2 separate regions of the Homo sapiens genome follow, and region 1 is linked to region 2. The links are chromatin loops, found by intact Hi-C in ENCODE. Cell type or tissue: heart left ventricle. All regions are shown on one strand. Each heading gives the region's core, and the rest is flanking DNA. Links, peaks and the distances in the headings are about the cores only.

Region 1 (9,245 bases), core at 322-8,321, 69 kb after region 2:
CATCACCACCACCCCAACTCCTGGCTGTGCCCTGCTCCCATCCTGGCCCCACATGAAGCTGGGCTGATAAACTACAAATCCACAAGTCAAGGGGCACAGCAAGTTCCCCAAAACCAAGACATATGTCTCAAGGCTGGGCAGGAAGTTGCCCCCAGGCCCTGAAGCCCAACCCCGGGGCCTCAGACACCTTGCCTCTTGTCTATAGGATGATGTTACTTGCTTCTCCCCTGGGGAGACTGAGATGAGTGGGCAGTCTAGGAACCCTATCTAGGTCTTCTTATTTTTTTCGTTTTTTTTTTTTAATTATTATTTTCACTTTTTTTTGAGACAGAGTCTCTCTCTGTTGCCTAGGCTGCAGTGCAATGGCGTGATCTTGGCTCACTGCAACTTCCACCTCCCAGGTTCATGAGATTCTCCCACCTCAGCCTCCTGAGTAGCCGGGATTACAGGGGCCCACCAACACACCTGGCTAATTTTTGTATTTTCAATAGAGACGGGGTTTCACCATGTTGGCCAGGGTGGTCTCGAACTCCTGACCTCAAGTGACCCGCCCGCCTTGACCTCCCAAAGGGCTGAGATTACAGACGTGGGCCACTGTGCCTGGCCCCCATCTGGGTCTTATAAGTGGATGGACTAGAGACCAAGGAAAGAATCAGGTGAAGAAAGGTATAGCTCTGATGTCGTGTTATCTCCTTGAAAATCACTCACAAGAATGTCAAATACTTAAAAAAACAAAAAACTCTCCCAAGACAAAAGAGAAGTCCAATCTCACCCTGAAAATTTACTGTCCAAATAAGGGAGCAGTCAGTGCTAGAACAGTCAGGCTGTTCCAACTCCAAAAAGCCCTGGGAGAGAGGCAGTTCCCGGGCTTCAGATTCCACTGACAGGTTGTAACCCCTCAAAGCCACTAATGGGCACATTCTAGTGGCTAATTCCTCTGACCTTCCAGATGGCTGGGGTGGGGACACACCCCAGCTGAGACCCAAGGACACTGGTTCCTGGCAGGGAGCATGCAAAATCTCAGCAGCTCCAACCAGGCCAGATTAACAGCCCCATGCTCAAGGACACGCTGCCGGAAGCAGGACCCAGGAGGAAGACGTCCTTGGAGCCATTTCTTCTTTAACCAAATAAGAGCCAAATATAGCCAAATATGAAGAAACAATGTCATCTTCTTTGAAATTTTTCTCCACTTTATCACCTCATACCTAGTTTACTGCAATGGTCTCTGGTTATACAGAGAGCACTTTATCCAGTGCCAGCCCATAGGAGGCACTAAATAAATGTTAAACAGTATTATTGTATGACAAGCTCCCCTTTATTCTTCTACCTCCAGTCCTCTCTGCTCATAAGTGACAGACTAAGCATCCTGGAATGTCAGTATCATCATGTCATTCTTCTGGGCTCCTTAACCGCCAATCACACCAGACTCAGGTTCCCTTAATTGGTTCCAACCAATCTCACTTTCCAATTCTTCCTTCCCTCTTCAGCCAGCCCTGGCCCTACCACCCTCCCCAGACCTGCCCACACAGAGATACACAGACTTGCACATGCACACAGACACGCACGTGCGCGCACGCGCGCGCGCGCACACACACACACACACACACACACACCTACCTCTCTCCAGGCAGGACACCTTCTGCTCCAAACATGTCCACGTGTCCATTTCTGCCCCATGTTTCTGGGCTCAAATCACTGGCAGCCTGGAGTGCTCTCCTTCTTCCTCTCTGCTTATCCAACTCCTAGTATGCTCCAAGGCCCAGGCCAAGGTCCCCTGAAGCTCAGGCTGAGAAGCCATTCAATCCACAAACAATGACCAAGCACCTGCCTTGTGCAAGACACTAGCCCAGTCACTGAGGACACAGGAAGGAAAACAACACAGTCCTACAGGCTCCTGACCGGTGGGAGGGGCTTCAACATGAACTGCTCTGCTCACCTGAACCATGCAGGCAGCAGAGTCAACCACCAGACATCGCAGGCAGCTTGCTGTGCCACTTGTAGGGGTAAGGTGAGGGCAGCACATGAAACCCAGCTAGATGGGGTCTTCTTACCTTTCAAGACTTCAACCTTTCAAAGAAGCCACCACGGCCTAGTGGCTTAGAATATATTCTATTATAAGAACCTTCATTCTCTGTGACCACCTTGGGTAGCACTGCCCCATCTTGCTTTAGAATTTTATCAGCTAGGCTGGGTCCAACCTCATTCAATAATAGCCATGGTCAACTACCTCTCCTTAGTGCCAGGCAAAAGCCTCACATCCCTGCCCTAAGCCAGGGAACAGAGAGAGAATGATCTCCTTAGGGGTTCCTAGGCCTGATGCTACTTGACTACAGAGATGATGGGGGTCACATGGGAGCCAACCCTTAGGCCTCTTTAGGGAAAAAGGGTAATCTGCAATTCTGACCATAGGAGTAACTCCACCCTTCCCTCTCTTATTTAAGAAAGCTTATGAGAGAGTGAATGGGCTTGCTATTATTATAGGTATAATCTTGCATACCTTCTAAATTATAAGAATAGGTAACCCATTTAAGATTACTTTGGTCCTTTAACTCCTGTAGTAACAAATGCCACGTGATACATGCCTCACATCTAGTCCTAAGCTGCTAGTGAGTTACAGTGCCTGGAGAGAAGCAGCTGCTATGAGCTTCCAGTGTGCCACCCCCACCCAGGCACCCCACCTTGGATAGCCAAGAGGGCTACCTCGGTAAAAAAGAGATCCTAAGACAGACTTGTAAGCTCAACCCAGAGGGTAATCCTAATTCATTTCCCCCTGCCCAGGGGAGACAAATGTTGCTATATCAATGACTGGGGAAAAGGCCCACATATTTTTCATGTCTCACCCTCAGACTGGAGTGGCGTCTCACTGCTTCTAGAAGATTGGAACTATTACTGACTTGGTATTCATATGGACCAAAGGTACCTCCTGTTGGACATTCCTTAGGCCTGTCACATATGGTCCAAGAAAGCAGTAAGATGGAAAAGAGAGACCAGCTAAGAGCTACTCCAAATGCCCACACCATCAGATGATCATCCCAAGTGTCAGAGATATCTGTGAATCAAGTGCTCAAAGCTACACACATTGGGAGTGCTCTAAAATTCCTATCAATACAGTTATTCTTTTTCCCAGAACCAGAAGAGGCTCTCTTGATGTAATCTTAGATACCAGGGAATATAATGTTCAACCCAGGGAAAAAAAAGAGAGAACACCTAACCCATCCCTACTTATATTTCCAGCAGTGGAGACTCACAGTCTTCCTCATCATCCATCCTCCCTGTAATCTACCTGAACCTCAAGTCTCTGAATAAGCTTATCTCACATGTGACTTAGCTGTTGCTTTTTATAGCATGAACTATTCAGCCTCCTACTAAGACCATCTTTTCCAGAGAGGCTGAATGGGTCTCAGTCTCTACTAAGGAAGCTCACATCCTTCAGGAGCTTACCCAAAACAACAGTCACATATTTAGGCATGCTGGCTTGTACAGCTCAGGTCAGCCAGAAAGGCCACAGCAGCTGCTGACCATTATACCACATGTGAGCACTAACGGGGATCAATGAGTCAAGCCTTGAAAGGGCAGAACAGAAGGAAAGAAGTTACCATTGGCCCTTGGATCACCAGCAACTAGCTCGAAAGAGTCTGCCTAATGAGGACTGCATCCAGCCATAACGAGCACCTAGTCTTTGAAGCCTGTGGCATCCAGACAGTATCACTTCCTACTTGACTGCTTTCAGGGGGCCTTCCACACAGCCACCCCTTACACTACACCCATCTCCAAGGCTGAAGAGAAGACCTAGTGCACACTATCTTGAGAGGCTTAGCCACACATTTCAGTCCCCGTCCACATCCACCCTCCCCCTGCCCCTGACAGCTCAAATATTCAGTCTCCACATGTGTCTATGTGCCTGTGTGTCTGTGTTTTATTTATACTACCCATGTCTGTTGTTAGCAACAGAAACAAAGTACTTTAAGGCAGAAAAGGCAAGTCTGCCAATTGGCTTGCTGCTCCCCGCCTGCTTCCAGCTCAGGGAAGGGCTGGTAAATGATCCCTCCAGCTCCAATCTACCATGTGTGCCTACAGCTCCCACGTACCCGGGGGCTGGGAGGCATGGTGCCAGTTTGGCCCACATTAGTCACTGCTGCATGGGGTGCCGGCCATCACCTCTCTCTCTTCTTCCCTGGAGGGCACACCCTGAACACCTGATTCTGTCACCTGCCTAAATGCTGATTACTGTCGAAAGGCAGAGCTTCAGAAGCCAGAATTCAAGAAACCCATGGTAAAGATGAAAGGGCAGTTCCTCCCCAGACTCAAGACTCTGGAGAACTAGCCCAGGCTAAGTTCTACTTTCACGTCTTTCCATTCCCACTTCAGTTTTTCTGCTACTGATAATCTTCCAAGTTCCAATAGCAGGCTCCCTAATAACATTGACAGTAATTATTGATCACCACTTTGTTTTAGCTGAGAGAACAAAACATGAGATGTGATTCTTACATGTGGGGAGCTCACAGACGAATGTAGGGCACTGAGACACAACAGCAAACGATGCAAGTGTGGGACACAAACTAGAAAGACAGGACAATGGAGTGGTGGAGGGGACAGAGCAGCTCTGGACGGGGCTTCTGTGGGAGAGGAAATGTGAGCCAGACTGTAAAGGACAAACAGTAGCTGGACAGAATGAGACAGAAGACTGTTTGAGATGAAGAATGAGACTATGACTCAAGGTCCCAAGGCAGAGAGAGTGGCAAATATCACACCCATAGCGTTTTTCTCACATTCAACTGAGGCTCAGCCCTAGCAGGTATGGAGGAAGGAAAGTGGTGTGACTTGGTAAAAACAGAACCCTCCCCTCTGGGTTACCATGCTCTCCAGCCTCTCTGCACCTACCTCTGCCAAAAGCATGCTCGGGGTTTCCTTTTTCTTTCTTTTCTTTCTTTCTTTCTTTCTTTTTTTTTTTTTTTGAGACGAAGTTTCATTCTTGTTGCCCAGGCTGCAGTACAATGGTGGAATCTCGGCTCACCACAACCTCTTACCTCCCGGGTTCAAGTGATTTTCTTGCCTCAGCCTCCTGAGTAGCTGGGATTATAAGCATGCACCACCACACCGGCTAATATTTTGTATTTTCAGTAGAGACAGGGTTTCTCCATGTTGGTCAGGCTGGTCTCGAACTCCTGACCTCAGGTGATCCGCCCCGCCTCAGCCTCCCGAAGTGCTCGGATTACAGGCGTGAGCCACCACGCCCGGCCAAGGTTTCCATTTTCTGTGCTACTCCAAAATCCTCTCCCTTGCATGTCATGGAATGCAGCCAGCCTAACTTCCTAAACTCAAAAACATCCCATTGAAATTCCTGGTACTCAAGGCTCCTGCTCCCACGGTAGGACAAGCTTCAGGCTCCCCCAGGTGCAGTGTGGGCCAGGAGCTTGAACTATTCCTGTGTTGGCCTGGGTCAAGCTGTGAGTCTGATTCTTTTCTCGCTAGAGCAGGAGAAGGGGGGCAGTATGAAATTGTAACTATGGTTCCTGGAAGCCAGGACAACCATCTTTCCTCCTTCCATTCATACTTACAGTCATGCATCCATTCAGCTAATATACACCAAACACCAACCATGCATAAGCCAATATGTTTAGTGCTGTTTGGACACCAAATGCATCAGGTATGGGTCCATCCTCAAGGAGCTTCCACTCTGTAGGGTGAATACAATAGACATATAAATCTCATAAATACCAGGAAGACTATTTTAAGTGCCATTAGAAAGATGAAATTAAGTGCCACTAGAGAGATGCCATTAGAGAGATACAATGTTGAAGCTTAGGTAGAAGGAGATTACTTCCAAATAAAGGATCAAGAACACTTTACAGAGAGGGTGACCCTTGTGCTAGGCCTGGAAGATCAAATGGCAAAAGAATACAGGGGTATTCCTACACAGATAGAACTACATGCACAAGGGCTTGGAAGCAGGAAAGCAGAAGACGTATGAAGGACAACAAAGTGTTTGTCAGTCTGATGGGAGTTTAATTGAAAGTAGACCAGGGAGAAAGAGAGTTGGAAAGACAGAGACATGTCGGCTCTTAGAGGCCTCTGAGAGCCAAATCAGGGATCTTAGTTTTTCTCTGGGGAATCACAGAAGTTTTCTGAGAAAAGAATGATGGGTCAGAGATTATGCTTCTGAAAGATGAAGCAATACTCAGAGGTCTAGGGGCTACGGCAGAAAAATCTGTTCAAGTGGTCCACGAGGGCTAATGATCACAGGAGGGACAAGGGAGAGAGAGAACTGAGGTAAGCAGCAAGTGCAGGATGAGAATTTCTACCTTTGAAGCTCAGGCTGAACAGAAAAATCAGTAGGCAGTGGCCAGGGTGGCTAAGAGGCTACACAGGCAGAGAAGAGCTGGAGAGCCAGCTCTTGGGAGGGGACAGCGAAGGAGTGGGAGGTGGAAACAGACAGGAGACCAGGGAAGGGAAGGGAATCTCCGAGTTCAGCATCCTAAAAGTGAAACTGCTCCAAGTGATAAAGCCAAAGGTACCCGAAGAGGAATAAAGACGAAGTCCTTAGAGTTGGAAGGATGGAGGGACTGTGAGGCCGGAGCATTGATGGATTCTCAGTATGAATCCTCAAATCCTAATTATGCCAAAAAGAGGACATATGAAGAAGGTTGTTAACAGTTAGCCTGAAGTCAATAGGCAGGTAAGGGCACCAAGAGTGAGCAGAGGAGGGACTAACTTCTCATGGGAAAGGTTGCCAGCCCGGGCTTGGAAGCAACGTGGGGAGTTCAGAGCGAGAGTTGGGAGGAGGTGAGGTGGCTTCATTGGAGAGGGTCACAAGGAAAGTAAGATCTTCAGGGAAAAGCCAGCTTTTGGCTATAACAAAGAGGTAGGAATGTTCTAGGAAAAGCCACCAAAGAAGGGGCAATACCACTTTTTGTCTATTACACTGGGCAAGATGATAAAACTATTCCCAGAGTCAGGCAGGGTGTGGCAAGCTGGGCACTCTCATATACTGTTGGATGTTCTGTAAACCAGTATAATTTTTCTGGAAAACAATTTAGGAATACACACACACACACACACACACACACATAACCTCACAAGGATAACCTATACAAAGTTAAAAGATAAGCCACAGACAGGAAGAAAATAATTACAGAGCACATAACTGACAAGTGATTAAAAATCAGAACATATTAAGAACTTCTAAAGGAAAAAGACGAAAACCCAACTGAAAAATAAGTAAAAGATATGAACAGAGAATTCAAAGAAAATAAAATATTGCTCAATCTCTTTGATAAATTGGGAAAATGCAAATTAAAGTGATGAGATATTATATCATACTTAGACTGGAAAATACTGAGAAGCATGGGATCTCCAAGTGTTAGCAAAAATAAGGGGAAATGAACACTTATATACATTGGTGGTAAACACATAACAACTACTATAGAGAACAATCTGGAATTACCTAGTAAAGCTAAAGAATCATACTCCCCACCACATCACTTCCATTCCTAGGTAGCTGGCGTACACAAACTCTTGCACAGTCATTACAATAGTGTCTGTAATACACAAAAATTAGACTTTAACCATTTCTCACTGCCATATAATGGTGCATTATACACCAATTAAACCAAATGATTTTACACATGAAAACTTTTTAGAAATGACTTTGAATGAAAAAAAATCAACCTGCAAAAGGTTTGCCTGCAAGAATAGTATCATGTGTATAACATTTTAAAACACAATACTATACATTATTTATGGACACATGTATGTAAAAGGATAAGATATGCACAGTAATGAGGCTTTTATCAGTATCAGGAGGAGGAAAGGACTGCAGAAAGCTTTAGTCATATTTGTCCAATTTTTTTTCCTGAGCCTCCAAGCATGAGTACATATTTGTCAAACTTAAAAAAAATTTATGTTAACAGATCTGAAGCCAATATGGTACAGTGTTACATTTATGAAATTTGGATGATGGGTACATAGATTTTTATTATATTAACCTTTCACTTTTCCATATACTTTTCCAAGTTTTAAAAGATATTGTTGGCCGGGCGCAGTGGCTCACGCCTGTAATCCCAGCACTTTGGGAGGCCAAGGCAGGCAGATCACGAGGTCAGGAGATCAAGATCATCCTGGCTAACACGGTGAAACCCCATGTCTACTAAAAATACAAAAAAATTAGGCGGGCGTGGGGGTGGGTGCCTGTAGTCCCAGCTACTCGGGAGGCTGAGGCAGGAGAATGGCATGAACCCAGGAAGCAGAGCTTGCAGTGAGCCGAGATCACGCCACTGCACTCCAGCCTGGGCAACAGTGTGAGACTCTGTCTCAAAAAAAAAAAAAAAAAAAAGATATTGTTAAATAATTTAAGTATATTACATAGCTTTCGAACCAGTAATTCCATTTTTAGAAACTTCTAGCAATAACTATCCTGAAGTTATACAAGTAGGCACAGCTATACAGATATGTAGATATTTGCCACCACTTACCTTTTTTTTTTTTTTTTTTTTCCCAAAGAGATGGGGTCTCGCTCTATTGCCCAGATTGGAGTGCAGTGGCACAATCACAGCTCAACATAGCCTCCAACTCCTGGGTTCAAGTGATCCTCCCACCTTAGCCTCTTGAAAAGCTGGGACTACAGGCATGTAGCACCACACCAGCTAATTTTTTACTTTTTTCTAGAAATAGCATCTCACTACGTTGCCCAGGCTGGTCTCAAACTCTTAGCCTCAAGCAATCCTCCTGCTTTGGCCCACATAGCTATTAATAACAGAAACAACCCAAAAGTCCATCGTCAGGTTAACTAAATAACAATTCATCCATACAATGTAATTCTATGCAGCATTAAACATTATAGAGTAGCTCTGTATGTACTGTCTGTGGAATATATCCAAGTAATATTAGTCAGAAAAGTAGGTTACAAAATATAAGTGAAAAATGATGGCACTTTGGGGGAAAAAGCAATATATGTTAACACATATGAAGAAGATCCCAAAGGACAAGATACACCACAAATTAACAATAATTATGCTATAGGGGATTATGTGACTTTTACTTTCTTCCTAATATTTTTTGTTATTGTCCAAATATTCCTCAATGAGCATGTATTTCTTTTATTAGAAAAATCAATAAAGCTAGTTAATTTCACGCAAAAAGAAAATAAGGACAATCTGGTAATAGCAGATGAGTTTTACTTGAAATAACGGAAAAGGTAAGCAGAAAAAGAGGGAGATATCATAGACAGAAGTATAACAAAAGCTCTA
Region 2 (9,245 bases), core at 351-8,350:
ACAGGCTGTTTCCACTTCCTCACACCCATCACTTCTCAACTCACTCCAGCCCAACTTCTGGGCCCCTGCACTTGTCAAGATCTTGCCACGCCTCATCCTGACCTCTTGGTGGTTCCTGATCCGGATCACGGCTTCCTTTTTGAGGTGCTCCTGAGCCGCAGCCCTCTCCTGAGTGTTCCTCTCCTGCAGGGCCTCTGCACGTTGGGGTTCCCCAGGACTGAGGAGGACCCCATACTGGGCTCTCTTCTCTTCCCTATTTACACTCTTTGCTACTAAATACCTTCTCTTGGGGGTCTCATGGGCATCTCAAACTTGACATGTACACATTTGGACTCTTGCTCTTCCTCCTCATTACCTGCTTCTCCTTCACGAGCTCCCATCTCAGTACATGGCTCCATCATCTACCCTGGGGCTCCAGCCAGAAAACTGGGAGTCAGCCTTACAGTCTCTGTAACAACTACTCCCTATTTCCAATCAAACGCAAAGTGCTATTGGTCCTAATTCTAAAATCCATCTACTTCCCTTCCCCTGTTCTACCACATCTTAATCCAAAGCTGCCATCATCTCTTACCCATAGTGCCACAACAGTATCCCTGCTGGTCTCCCCGTTTTCACTCCGACCATTATCTACATGGCAGCCACAGTGGGCTTTGAATACATGTATCAGCTGGCCACAGGTGGCTCACGCCTGTAGTCCCTACAGTTTGGGAGGGGGAGGTGGGAGGATTGCTTGAGTCCAGGAGTTCAAGACCAGCCTGGGCAACAGGGTGAAACCCTGTCTCTATAGAAAATACAAAAGTCAGCTGGGTTTGGTGGTGCACGCCTGTAGTCCCAGCTACTCAGGAGGCTGAAGCGGGAGGATCGCTTGAGCCCGGGAGGGTGAGGCTGCAGTGAGCCATGATAGCACCACTGCACTCCAGCACCACTGCACAATATGGGTGGCAGAGTGAGACCCTGTCTCAAAAAAATAAAATGAAATGAAAATATACGTCAGATCTTATCATACCCCTGCTTTAGATAAAACCCCAAATCCTTAACTTGGCCTAGCAGGGACATCGTGATTGGGTTCTTGCCTGCCAACCCACCCCTCTACCCCCACCCCATCAACCCTCTGACCAGCATTTGCACTTGCCCAACTTTTGCCTTTGCAGATGCTGGTTCCTCTACTTGGAATAATCTTCTCCCGTTCATATCCTTCTCTTTCCATCTCCCTCCTCCTGCTTCATTTAGTTGCCCCCACTCACCACTTAGGTCTCTGATAAAGTGTTACTTTCTCAGAGGAGACCTTCCCTGGCCCCTTATTTAAAGCAGACTCCCCTGTTTCACACTCTCATAAGGTCCTGTGCTTTCACTTGGCTTGTAACACATTTAGGAATTATCTATTTATATGTAAAAGTGTTTATAATAGCAGTATCTCCCACTAGACTACAAACTTCATGAGGACAGAGCCACGTCCCTCTACCTCTGACTCTGCTCTGAGGTCTGGCGCAATCCCTGATTGTGAGATGGCACACATTCAGTAACTGTTCAATGAATGAACAAAAGGAAGGCAGATGGAATGCAGTTTAGTCCAAATGGGTCAGGGAAGGCCCCTGGGAGGAACAGAGGGCTGGACAACATGTACATTCCTATTGTTTGCTCTTTTGGTCCCTAGTGATGGGGTACACAGACATGGTTGAGCAAGGAGGGACCGTGCTCTGCAACCCCCAAAGACTACGACCTTGGCCAGCATGGTCCTCCTGCCACCCCAGCCCGTAGCCCGAGAGAAGAGGGTGCAGAAATCCCTACCTCATTGCCAGCACCTGGCAGGAATGTCTTCACTTTGATGGTCTTCCCTGGGGCTGGGAAGGGCGACTCCATGAGACTTCTCATGAAAGGATAGACCAATGCAGCGGAGATCCCACGCCGGCGCTCCACCTCATCTAGGACCTGTGCCCACCGCCAGCAGCCCAAAGAGGAAGGGTGTCAGGGCACTGCCCTTCCCCCTCCTGGCAGAGAAGAGGGCAGCCAAGCATCTGACCAGGCTAGCCCAGAAGCTGGGAGACGGGAAGGTGGTCTTGCCATGATCTGCACACTCTACCCTTCCCGTTTTCCTTGGCACTCAGTGACTCCTCTGTTCCCTAACTGGCCTTGCTTCAGTCCCCAAGAGCGGAGTAGCTGGGCAAAGGAAATACCACCCAAGAGTCAGCTCCCTGGGCGCTCCTGCTTCCCCAAGGACTCTGGCTCTGCCTAGGGCCCAGGGTGGGCTGTGACAGGGGCAGACACTGCCAGCACAGGAGCTGGGGAAATGCCAGCCAGCTGGGTAGAGAACCAGGCCGGGGAATGGGAGGGTGTCAGAGAGCTCACTGGTACTTGTTCCTGCATTCTGTCTCCCGCTCGCTCACAGTCACAGGTGGTTTTCTCATCTAAGCTGGCTGCAGATACTCCTGTGGGAGCTGTCAGCTGGGGGACGGGGAGGGAAGCCTGCCAGAGCCTCTTACCTTGGAAAACAAGCCGAAGCAGCCAAGGCGGCTGATGACACAGTACACCTCTGGCAACCGGGGCCCTTTCCCACTTGGCTGGGCCAGGACAAGGAGGAGGAGGAGAGAGACAGACACAGAGAATGCATGATTACCATTTCTGGCTCCTTTTCCTTGGGAACGGAGGAGTAAGGACTGCCCTTCTAGTGGAGGAAGACTTTAAGCCTCCTCTAAACCTCTCTGCAACCAGAGCCCTGAAGGAACAGCCACCACTCTCAGGACAGGCCTCAGCTCTGCAGGGTCTCCCAGCACCAGGTACCAGGCTCCTGCCAGGCTCCACACAGGCTCCACCCTTCCTCCCAGGAGGACGCTGACGGGGGCTGGCAAAGGGCAAAGCAGTTTGGCAGAGGCTACAGGGTGTCTGTGGATTCATAGCCCTGAGGCTGGGACCCCAGCAGATGGGAAGGACTAGGGTACATCCTTAGGACAAGCCATTGTAGCTTTTTAGCCCCATAGGGCACATTCGGCATACCATTCCTTTTTTTGCTTCTTTTCTCCCTTTCTTGATCCACCTCCATTCTAAGAGAGCAAACTGAAAACAAGAGATGGGAGCTACTGTTTATGGAACATTTGCTATACCTGACTCCTGGGCTTGGGACTTTACAAGAGATTTGTGAGAGAGGGATTATTATCCCCTTTATAGATGAGGCAACTGAGTTCAAAAAGATAAAGCCATTGCCTAAGGCCACCTATCTAGAAGCTGTGGAGCCAGGAGTTTGCTTTGGCCCTGTTTGGCTGTCTTACCCCTAAAGCCTGCTGCTTTCTGACAGGAAGGAAAGAAAACAAAGACACTGGGTAGAGGTTTGCTATGGAGTAAAGGAGCAAAAGAAGAATGGGACTTAAAAGGTAGGCATGGCCAGGCGCGGTGGCTCACGCCTGTAATTCCAGCACTTTGGGAGGCCAAGGGAGGTGGATCACCTGAGGTTGGGAGTTCGAGACCAGCCTGACCAACATGGAGAAACCCCATCTCCACTAAAAATACAAAATTAGCCGGTCATAGTGGCATGCGCCTGTAATCCCAGCTACTTAGGAGGCTAAGGCAGGAGAATCGCTTGAACCCGGGAGGTGGAGGTTGCAGTGAGCCGAGATCACACCATTGTACTTCCAGCCTGGGCAACAAGAATGAAACTCTGTCTCAAAAAAAAAAAAAAAAGGTGGGTAGCTAAAGGGGAGACATGCACTGAGAGCTCCCAGGCCCGGAGCCCCCATGCAGGCTGCAGTGCCTTCTCCAGCAGGACTCAGAGGCCTGGAGGGCCTGGCAAGTCCGAGTGGGGAGGGAGCAGAGCAGCAGGTGCTGGCCCCTCGTGCAGGCTGCTAAGCAAATGCAGATGGGGCTATTTCAGTCTCCAAACCTGCTGGCCACACGTCACAGATCTAAAGAGAAGGCAGAATCTGTTTTTGTCCATATTAGGCCTGAAACTCACTCCTGTCTCTTTCCCTCTCCCCCGCCTCCCCTAAAGCCCCAAGTGATTAAATCAAGTATGTGGGATTTGGATCAGAATCATTGTGTCCAATCTGCAGGAATGCCGAGCTAGTGCCAGCCCCCTTGGCAGAGACCCAGCCCAGGCCCTCTCTGAGCACGCCAGGACAAACACGCTCTTCCCTGGGGGCAGCAGCCCCACTACAAAGGAGCAGCTCTGCTCCATCTATGTTCCAGCAAAGGCAGCCTTCGCAACACTCCTTCCAAGCCTGGGAGGCCCAGGCGGCCAGAGGCATGCTGGCCTCTGCCTGGCTCACCACCTGGCATCACTCCTGTGCATACGCCCTTTGCCCCTCCATGGGCATTCTACCTCCCCACGCCCCCTCTCCCCAGTCCATCCTCTGGGGGTGATCCAAGAGTACAAATTGGTGACAAACGACTTCCCTTCTGGTTCTGTATGACCTTGGGCAAGTCATTCTACCTCTGAGTTTTGACTTTCCAATCTATGGATCAGGGATAATAATAACCCATGGGCTATTGTGATCATTTTCTTTTAAAAGACATACTTGAAGCATCTAGCTTGGAATGTGACAGGTTCTAAACAACATTTATTCCCTCTTATTCCCTTGGCCCTTCCCTCCTGTGTTGAAAGTCCAATCTCCTGTAACAGGCCATCTAAAGTTCCTCGAGAGGGAGATCCATGTTAAACTCATCTTTATATGAGCACGTGCCTGACTCTCAATAGCACGTGCCTGACTCTCAATAGGTCAGGGCTTCTGATAAGGGATGATAAGTGTTTCTGAATGAATGAATGGCCGGCCCCAAATCCTTCCTTCAGGGCTCCTGCCCCCTTCATCTACCCCTAGACTGGTATCTGGGGAGGCTTTCTCTTGCTAAGGCCTGGAAACCCCAAAACATTGTCAACAACCCAGTAGCTCCAAGCTGGGAGTGCAGCAGGGGCCAGGCTCTGAGCCTCTACCCAATCTATTTCCCAGGACTAATGGGAAGGGAAATGGTGAGGGACTTCTCTTTACAAAATGGCTAACATTTTCAAAACCTAATCCCTTTCCCCTAGATTCAAGGTATCTCTCTCAGATTCCCAGAGAAGGTATGTCTCTGTCCCTGCCCAATCTCCAGCCCCACCACACCACAGAAAGGCCTCCTCCCCACTACAGGCTGGCCAGGTATGGGGGTGAGGAAGGTTGTCCCTCACCTAATCTGATGCATATACACATACTGCTGGGGGCGATTCGATCCTGCAACCAGAGACCAGCAATCAGAGCCCATGATCCCAAGGGAAATGACGAAAAAGTAGAGAAAAACTAAAAAGACATGAAAACCCACTCCCTCCCCTTACTCCAGATAACCTCCGATCCTAAGGCCCCCTCAGAAGCACCACTCTGAGCCCTGCTCTCCCAGGGTAGCCTCACCTGTGAAAGTGTGTGTGTTGGCAGGGGGTTCGGGGTGGCCTCAGGAAGCATAACATAGGATTTCATACAAGCTAAAATTGCAGAAGGGCACACACACACACACACACACACACACACACACACACACACCCTGGCCTATCCCCTGCCTGCTGGCCTGAGGACCGAATGGCCTCACTCACCAGTAAGCGCCTGCAGTAGCCAAAGCGTCTGCTGCCATCTTCCCCAGTCAGCATGAAAGAAAAGGTCTCACTGGAACAAAGAGAGGTCTGGCATCAGGGAGGTGTGAGAGGACCTAGGAAACAGCCCCCAAGAATAGGGACCGTCATTTTCACGTGGGGTGAAGGGCCAGGTTGCTGTAGGAGAGGATGAGACTAGAGCAGGCCCCACTCAGGTGCCCACGCTATGGGGGTAAAGAAGGCTATGCTCCTTCCTCCCTCAGGCCAGGCCAGGCCTCACCTGCTATACTCTGACACAGGAAGCCAGTCCTTGGCATCAGGGAAGCAAAACTGGGGAATGGCTTTGAGCCTTTCCTCTGCCTCTCGCATCTGCTTGGTGGGTCGGTCCAGCTGCAGGGAAGAAGGAACCAGGAGATGACATGGAACCTGAGGGCGGGTGGTGGTGGCTGAGAAGCCCCTCCTCCCCTGAGGGCCCTAGATGCCACTGACTAGCGGGCATGATCTCAGCAACCCTTGTCCCACTCCGAATTCTTACAGAGCCCAGAGTCATCATTCATTCATTCAATAAATGCCAGCGGAGTGCTTTCTATATGGCATCTGACACGGTGCTATGCGCCAGGGCTCTTGGCTCTCAATGGAAAACAAAGGGGACAAGGTCCCCGACCTTACACATTCTCGTCAGCAGAGTGAGATGGTCAACCACAACATCTCAGAGCGGGGCTTAAAAAAAAAATAAGCAGGGTGGCCGGGCGCGGTGGTTCATGCCTGTTAATCCCAGCGCTTTGGGAGGCCGAGACTGGCGGATCACCTGAGGTTGGGAGTTCGAGACCAGCCTGACCAACATGGAGAAACCCCATCGCTACTAAAAATACAAAATTAGCCAGGAGTGGTGGCGCATGCCTGTAATCCCAGCTACTTGGGAGGCTGAGGCAGGAGAATCGCTTGAACCCAGGAGGCGGAGGTTGCAGTGAGCCGAGATAGCGCCATTGCACTCCAGCCTCTGTAACAAGAGCGAAACTCCGTCTCGAATAAAAAAATAAAATAATAAGCAGGGTTATGTACCAGAGCAAGCTGGGCAGGGGAGGGGCTCCATGCAGGTGTCTGGACAGACCTCCTGAAAGAGGTCCTACTTGAGCAGAGCCTGAGAAATGAGAAGGAGCCAGCAGCCACGTGAAGAGCTGGAGAAAGCACATTCCTGGCAGAGGCAATGGCAGAGAGAGAGGGGTTGAGTGTGAGAGGAAGAAGAGGGAGGCCAGGCTGGCTGGCGACAAGCAGGGAAGGCGGAGTGAGAGACAGGCTGGTGGGAGAAGTGCGGAGTGACAGCTAGTGGGTGCAGAGTTTCTCTTTGGGGTGATAAAAATGTTCTAAAATTGACTGTGGTGATGATTGCACAATTCTGTGAATACACCCAAACACTGAACTGTATACATTAAGTGGGTGAACTGTATGGTATTCAATTGTTCTGGATTTTATTATAAGCACATTGAGAGGTTCTTTCTTAGTCCTCATCCTTTGAACAAGCACTGGCCCAAACCCACCCCCGCTGCAGCCCTGTCTTCCCTCCTGGCTGAGAGGAGGCAGGTTCAGGGCTGTGGCAGCTCGGTGAGGACGTATGACGAACAAGATCTCTCTCCTTCCCCAGATAGGCCTGGCGGATAGAGGATGGAAGAGGGGGAATATGGGCAAGGTGGGGAGAGAGAAGGCCTCACCTTGGGAAACTGGTAGGAGACTTCGGGGAGGTAGGTGTTTCGCGATGGCTTCTTCTTGAGGGACACCACCACAAAGTACTCAAAAAGCTCCCGCTCCTGCCACTCCAGCAGCTCCAGCTCCAGCGTGCGATAGCTGGGGGCGCGCTTCAGCATCGACTGGATGTGGACCAGGCGCTGTGTGTGGGCTGGAGGCAGGTTGCACATCAGGGAATGGACCCTCACAGGCCTCATGTTAACTCCTCTACCCCTGGCTCAGGGCTCCATTGCTGTGGAGCACTTTTAAGTACGTGAGCCTAGTCTGATACCATCCCCAGCTCACAGTGCAGGAGGACCGGCAGGCACAAGGTGCTGACCCCTGCACAAAGACTCTGCCCTGACACAGGAAGCTGCGGGCCTGGTCCTCCTGGAGCCTCTGGAGACTGAGCTGGGGCAGGAGGACTGCCGAGGCCAGGCAAACCCAGGGATGTATCTTGGCACCCACTCTGTCCCTGTACCAAAAGGACTAGAATACACGAACATCCACGAAGGCTTCATCCTTGGGCCCCTAGCAGGACATGCTCCTACATCCAAAGTCCACTTGCCCATTTGCCTGGGGATGAGAGGATAATCATCCAGGAAGGCCTAGGCAGGGTTTCCCAGTAGAGAAAGCACAAAGATTTATCCAAGGACCCTGGAATGTGAAGGTTCCAGAACCTTTTCAAGCTCCTCTCTGGGGACAGGGGAGATGGGGGACTGCAGGGCCTCCAGAGAAACAGTTTCCTCAGTCTACGGCACATTTCTTGCCAGAAGAGGTCCTTGTAATCTTCTGTACCCCTCTCTGACCCTCCAGATCTACAATTTTTTTTTTGAGACAGAGTCTTGCTCTGTCGCCCAGGCTAGAGTGCAGTGGCATGATCTCAGCTCACTACAACCTCCGCCTCCCGGGTTCAAGTGATTCTCCTGCCTCAGCCTCCCAAGTAGCTGGTATTACACGCGCCCGCCACCGTGCCTGGCTAATTTTTGTATTATTTTAGTAGAGATGGGGTTTCACCATCTTAGCCAGGCTGGTCTCGAACTCCTGACCTCGTGATCTGCCCGCCTTGGCCTCCCAAAGTGCTGGGATTACAGGCATGAGCCACCGCGCCCGGCTGAGATCTACAACATTTACCAGGCAAATCTAGCACCCAACTCCCATGGACAATGGCTTGGGACAGTTTGGGCAGGTCACCACCCTTACATTTGGCAAAGGGAGACATCTGGATTTAACCTTGCAGGGCTGAGCTCACATGTCTATAAGGACAGACTTCCCTGTGGCTCCCTGCTCTATTGTTCTGGTATCTGGCCTGTCTGTCACCTCTCCACATCAGGCCGGTTAGGGACACTGGAACCACACATGCATCGGAAGGGAAGGCTGATTCCCTGCAGCCCTGCTGGGAGAGCTTCCGTACTCATGGGAGCTGTGCCTCACCTTTGAACCTGTCATCAGAGTCGCTCTCGCTCTCACTGTTTTCATCTGGAAAAGGAACAGCAGAGTACATACTTGCTGGACCTCACAGCCAATGTTTTTTGCTCCCCCACCACCCCAGCTTTTCTCACAGGGGATGGATCTCTACCTTCTCTGGGCTACTCTGGGCCCATGGTCAGGCATCTGCAGGCAGGGAGCTGAGTGGCCTGGGGCCAGGCTCCTTCAGAGCTCACACTGCGAATCCTATATTCAAACCCATGAGGGAAGCTGAGGGCCTGAGTTGGAGGCTGAGCCAGAAGAGGGGCCTACAGGCCTGGAAAAGATGGACCCTGCCTCCAGGAGGTCAAGATTTGAAATGGGAAACAGACCGCAATGCTCAGTGAGTCTGGCCTTTCCTTTTGCAGAAGCCGATTCCCACACCCACCTCCCTGCTCAGGGCCTCACAGCCCAAAGTCTGAAGGAACCCATCCCAGACCTTTCTTCCCTGTCTGCTCCTCCCTCCTACGTGGCCATTTCCTGGCAGGGCTCTACCCTCCACAGGTAAATT

Evidence for each region. Peaks named below come from ENCODE experiments on the same cell type or tissue, not always from the same donor. Only the 100,000 strongest peaks of a DNase experiment are listed, where the experiment ranks them.
Region 1: a loop joins it to region 2, with 1.8 times the contacts of the local background. A loop is called at or near these places in 21 of 110 quality-filtered maps.

Annotation. Positions count from the first base shown.
Region 1 is chr11:8,774,575-8,783,819 of GRCh38, forward strand. All of the region lies in intron 1 of DENND2B (DENN domain containing 2B), which reads right to left. All of the region lies in intron 1 of DENND2B-AS1 (DENND2B antisense RNA 1), which reads left to right. Among named protein-coding and RNA genes, the nearest start is that of DENND2B-AS1, 10 kb to the left of the region's middle. RefSeq lists an enhancer at 1-37. In heart left ventricle, for the core only: no CTCF peak of the experiment used is centred there; a DNase peak (open chromatin) is centred at 4,077; H3K27ac peaks cover 3,965 bases.
Region 2 is chr11:8,705,297-8,714,541 of GRCh38, forward strand. It overlaps DENND2B (DENN domain containing 2B), which reads right to left. Exons shown (of 20, transcript NM_213618.2): 8 at 8,702-8,746; 9 at 7,255-7,439; 10 at 5,826-5,935; 11 at 5,549-5,618; 12 at 2,481-2,558; 13 at 1,789-1,929. Among named protein-coding and RNA genes, the nearest start is that of SNORA3B, 24 kb to the left of the region's middle. RefSeq lists an enhancer at 4,854-5,355. In heart left ventricle, for the core only: no CTCF peak of the experiment used is centred there; DNase peaks (open chromatin) are centred at 2,465, 3,775 and 4,095; H3K27ac peaks cover 3,365 bases.